Linked DNA regions of Homo sapiens: region 2 is linked to region 1. Evidence: read pairs that join two places in POLR2A ChIA-PET (ENCODE). Cell type or tissue: Panc1. All regions are shown on one strand. Links, peaks and the distances in the headings refer to the core of each region. The heading gives the core; the rest is flanking DNA. Region 1 has its middle 6.7 kb from the start of TCEAL3. Region 2 has its middle 20 kb from the start of PLP1.

Region 1 (2,827 bases), core at 278-2,777:
ATACAATAACAAAATCATATATGACAAAAGATACATTCTACTTCATGAAAATGGAAACGTTTTGTGCTTCAAATGATAACATCGAGAAAATGAAAAGATGATCCACCAGATGGGAGAAAATAACTGCAAATAATACATTTGATAAGGAGCTAATTTCCAGAATATATAAAAAACTCTTACAACTCAACCATTAAAAAAAAAGAGAACCCAATTTTAAAATGGGCAAATGATTTGAATAGATATTTCTCCCAAGAAGATATACAAATGTCCAATAGGCATATGAAAAGAAGCTCAACTGTATTAGTCACTAGGGAATGTAAACCAGAACCACAAAGTGATACCACTTCACACACAGTAGGATGGCTAAAACGAAAGAGATAGAAAATAAGTTTTGGTGAGGATGGGGAGAAACAAGTCCTCATACATTGCTGATGGGAATGCATTTGCTTGGGATAACAAATTGGCAATTCTTTAAAATGTTAAACATAATGTGTCATATGACCCAGCAATTCCATTCCTAGGTATATACACAAGAGAAATGAAAACATACAGTCATGCAAAATGTATACACAAATGTTCATAGCAGTATTGTTCATAATAGCCAAAATATAGAAAAAAAATCCATGAACTGGTGAATAAACAAATATGGTATATTATACAATGTATTTGGCAATAAAAAGGAAGAAGTACTGATACATGGCATAGCATGGATGAACCTTGAAAACATTATGCTAAGTGAAAGTAGGCAGTCACAAAAGACCACATAGTTTATTATCCAATTTATAATAAATGGACATATCAACAAATCTATAGAGAAAGTAGATTCGTGGTTGCATGGGGCTTGCAGAAGGGCAGGAATGAAAAATGGTAATAGGAAGGTTTTCTTTAGGGGTGATGAAAATGTAAAATTGGATAGTGGTGATGGTTGCCCACCTCCATAAATATTCTAAAAACCATTGAATTGTGCACTTTACATGGGTGAATTATAAGGCATATGAATTATATCTCAATAAAGCTGTTAAAGAGAAATAATTATCTACAATAAAAATAAGAACAATGTGTTACATGGCTTGTAACATATGTAGAAGTAAAATGTACAATGTGGTGGTTAATACTGAGTGTCAACTTGATTGGATTGAAGGATGCAAAATATTGTTCCTGGGTGTGCCTGTGAGGGTACTGCCTAAGGAGATTAACATTTGAGTCACCGAACTGGGAGACGAAGACCCACCCTCAATCTGGGTAGGCACTATCTAATCAGCTGCTAGCCTGACTAGGATAAAAGTAGGCAGAGGAACGTGGAAAGACTAGAATGGCTTAGTCTTCTGGCCTACATCTTTCTCCCGTGCTGGATGCTTCCTGCCCTCAAACATCAGACTCCAAGTTCTTCAGTTTTTGGACTCTTGGACCTTCGATCACAGACTAAAGGCTACACTGTCAGCTTCCCTACTTTTGAGGTTTTGGGACTCAGACTGGCTTCCTTGCTCTTCAACTTGCAGACGGCCTATTGTGGGACTTCACCTGGTGACTGTCTGAGTCAATACTCCTTAATAAATTCCCCTTTATATATACATCCATCCTATTAGTTCTGTCCCTCTAGAGAACCCTGACTAATACGTACAACAATAGAAAAAAAGATGGGAGGGGGAATGCACAGTTGTAGGGTTCTTCGATTATCCATGAAATCATTTACAGTTGACCCTTGAACAACACAGGTTTGACCTGTGTTTTTTGATGTGGATTTTTCCAACCAAACTGAGATGGAAAATACTGTACTTGTGGGATGTGAAGTCTGCCTATAGCGAGGGCTGACTTTTCACAAAGATGGGTTCTGCAGAGCCAACTCCAGGACCCACCTAGGTATACATAGATTTGTATATCCTGGGGAGTGGTGGGTCCTGGAACCAATCCCCTAAGTATACTGAGAGATAGCTATCATATTATTTGAAGGTAGACTGTGATAATCTATGATACATATTACAAATACCAGAGCCATGGCTCAGAGATTTTGCCTGAGGGAAGGGAGGGAAGCAGGATGTAAAATGGAGAGTTCTAAATTTTTTCCCAAAGGAAAGGAATTCATTTGCAACAGAATATGGAGAAGTCCAAGTTCAAGGGAGCTCTCAAAAACAGTGGAGGCTCTGGTGCATGATATATTAAAATATATATTACAGTATATATTTGGTCAATGTCCCCAGTTCCTGGCACAGAGCTCCTAAAACCTTTGGGATTTTCTGAATGATAGGAGTGTCTTTTGTTATTCATAATGAGCCCCTTTTGACTACTCCTGAATTTATGCTAATGAGGTGACTTAGGGTAAGACCCCTAGATAGCTTCAGGATGGGGACTGGACACCAGAAAGACCAAATACATGATTACAGGATGGGAACTTTCTGCCTTGCTCCTGACCTCCAGGGATTGGAGAGGGGATAAAAATTGAGTTCAATTACCAGTGGCCAATGATTACATAAATCATTCCTATACGATAAAACCTCCATTAAAATCCCTAAATGATGGGGCTCGGGAGCTTCTGGGTTGGGAATACATTGATGTACTGATCAGATGGAGCACCCAGAAAAGGCATGGAAGCTCTGTGCCAAATATACCCCATATCTTACCTTATGCATGTCTTCCATTAGGCTCTTCCTGAGTTGTATCCTTTACAATAAACTGGTAATAGTAAGCAAAGCACTTTTCTAAGTTCTGTGAGTCATTCCAGTAAATTACTGAACTCAAGAAGGGAGTCATGAGAACTGTGAATAAAAAATAGACTCTCAGGACCCCAAACTCACTATGGCAAAAGGGAAATTAAGCTTGGGAACTGAGT
Region 2 (2,827 bases), core at 319-2,818, 180 kb after region 1:
TCAAAGCTTCCTTCCATGTCCCCAACATGTACCAGATAGAAATTTGGTGAAATCTCATTTGACTTAAAATATTAAATCAGCCCACATTATCCAAAAAAAAGTGAAGAGAAACATAAAAATTATCCTATATGCAGATGATATTATCACAAGTGAACAGAAACACACAAATTATCCTATACGCAGATGATATTATCACAAGCTCAGAGTGGTCTTAGCAAACAAATGGCTCAGCTAATTACTGCTAGGAAGAAAGTATACATATCAGCTTTCCTAAAAAAAAAATTTGTCATTTTCAGTAGATGTTCCTACCTTCCTGTTGGTGAATAGTGTGAATAATTCCATAAAGCAGGTACCTCAGGATATATTCTGCAGCTGGCTTATCTGAAAGGACAAAAGTAAATTACATTTCTCAAAGCCAGGTAATATATGGGTGCTTATGGAATTTCTGCACATGTGTTGTTGTTTGTTTGTCTTTAATAGCTTAGCGGGTTACAACTACTTTAAAATATTTCCAGGTTAAAAAATTTTAAGTCATGCTTTATGCCCTATTTGTCTTGGTGTTAAAGAAGATTCAAAATAATTGTCTGGGCAGGGCATGGTGGCTCATGCCTGTAATCCCAGCACTTTGGGAGGCCAAAGAGGGCATATCACTTGAGCTTGAGGTCAGGAGTTCAAGACCAGTCTGGCCAACATTGCAAAACTAAAAATACAAAAATTAGCCAGGCGTGGTGGTTCAAGCCTATAATTCCAGCTACTCAGGAGGCTGAGGAACAAGAATGCTTGAGCCTGGGAGGCAGAGGTTGCAGTGTGCCGAGATTGTGCCACTGCACTCCAGTCTGGGCAACAGAGGGAGACCCTGTCTCAGAAATAATAATAATAATAATTGCCTGAAGATAAACTTGGCCCGGACTGTAAGCAGCCTTGCCTCCAACAATAATAGCTGCACTTTATCAAGCACTGTATCTGCAAAGTACTTTACACATCTCATTTTATCCTCACATCAGTCTTATGAGGCAGAAGCAACTATTATCCTTCAGTTCCATGCTGGAGCATGTGGCCTTGTTGGTCACATCAGTTTACACATGAGCATGTTAATCCTATCCTAGCTCAGCTGACTGGCAAAGCTGCAGAGATTAGCTGAATCCCGGTATTTGTCAGGGAGCAGAACCACTATCATTGTAGCTCAGTATAGTGAACAAAAGTTCTCTGAAAAGGGGCCACAAAGCGAGACACCGCCTCTACAAAAAAAAAAAAAAAAAAAAAAAAAAAAAAGTACTCCAGCATGGTACCTAGTGCCTGTAGTCCCAACTACTCTGGAGGCTGAGGTGGGAGTATAGCTGTAGCCCCAGAGGCTGCGGGTGCAGTGAGCTGTGATTGCACCATTACACTCCGTCCTGGGCAACAGAGCGAGACCCTGTCTTGAATAAAAAATAAAACAAACAAAATTATTAAAAATAAAAAGGAATTTAGAGGAAAGAGACCTTTTTTTTTTTTTTTTTTGAAACAGGGTCTCACTCTGTTGCCCAGGCTATAGTGCAGTGGCACCGTCTCGGTTCACTACAGCCTTGACCTCCTGGGCTCAAGTGATCCTCTCACCTCAGCCTCCAGAGTAGCTGGGACTACAGGCGACTGCACCATGCTCAGTGCTAATTTAAAAAAAATTTTTTGTAGAGACGTGGTTTTGCCATGTTGCCCAGGCTGTCTCGAATTCCTGGCCCACCTCAGCCTCCCAAAGAGCTGGGATTACAGGCATGAGCCACTGCTCCCAGCCCCAAGGAAAGAGACTTTATTCCAGAGAACAGTTTGGACACCAGAGACACACAGCCTTAGGTGTAAAATGAAGGTGTGCTCCAGAGAGCAAAGCTAGGGTTATACTTTTACAGCAAAAGTTTATGCAAATGAAGTATTCAAACTCACCTAGTTCTGACTGGTTGATAGAACTGAGCCCTGATTGGTCAAGGCAACTGAGCCTGATTGGTTGAGGCAGCTAAGCCATGATTGGTCAAGGCAGATGATCTCAGATTGGTTGGTTCAGGTGAGCTCTGGAAGTCCCAAAGTTGAACAGAGGTGTGGGTTTTGGAGGAACTTGAGACCTCTGACCTATAGTTGGCAGATGGCCACTTGGCTCTATTTAAAATTTAGGCCCAGTTAGCCACTCAGGATCCATTTTGGAGCACTGCCTATTTCAGGTTCACATTTGTCATAGTACCTGCCAAAAACTCCATTGAGAGAAGCAGTGGTTAAGGGGGGATAACCTGAAGGAAGTGTACTCCATTCATTCCCCAGTCATCTCCAAATATTTTTTATTGTGCAATACTATGAGTAAAACATGTTGGAGCCCACATCCCCCCGCCATGACCTTGCTGCTCTAAGTGTGGTCTTAGAACAAGGAGCATCAGGATCACCCGGGAGCTAGTTAGAAATGCAGAATCTCAGCCTGATCTACACCCACTGAATCAGAAACTGCACTTTAACAAGATCCCAGGACGATTTGTATACATATTAAAATTTGAGCAGATTTGCTGTGTGTCATTATATAAAATGTACTGAAATATATATTAAACATATGCTTTAAATATTGACATTATATTCATGTACTGCTGTTCTAATATACACATTACAAAGCATGGAAAACAACATTTAAAAGTATAAGATAAATATGAAGTAATATTTTAAAATATGTTTTATTTGATAATATATACTTACACAATTTATATCTTATTTGAAACATGATATTATTAATATTTTAGTGAGAACAATGTGACTGAATATGCCTCATTAATTTTGAAATCATGGTTTAACATTTTAGAATACTGAGTTCAGTTTA

What was found. ChIA-PET counts read pairs that join two places held together with the same protein. Peaks named below come from ENCODE experiments on the same cell type or tissue, not always from the same donor. Only the 100,000 strongest peaks of a DNase experiment are listed, where the experiment ranks them.
Region 2: POLR2A ChIA-PET joins it to region 1 with 14 read pairs; 4 of 35 experiments call an interaction of 5 or more read pairs at or near these places.

What each region holds. Positions count from the first base shown.
Region 1 is chrX:103,613,214-103,616,040 of GRCh38, forward strand. No RefSeq gene overlaps it. Among named protein-coding and RNA genes, the nearest start is that of TCEAL3, 6.7 kb to the left of the region's middle. In Panc1, for the core only: no CTCF peak of the experiment used is centred there; no DNase peak of the experiment used is centred there; H3K27ac peaks cover 410 bases.
Region 2 is chrX:103,795,606-103,798,432 of GRCh38, forward strand. It overlaps a transcript of RAB9B not described here. Among named protein-coding and RNA genes, the nearest start is that of PLP1, 20 kb to the left of the region's middle. In Panc1, for the core only: no CTCF peak of the experiment used is centred there; no DNase peak of the experiment used is centred there.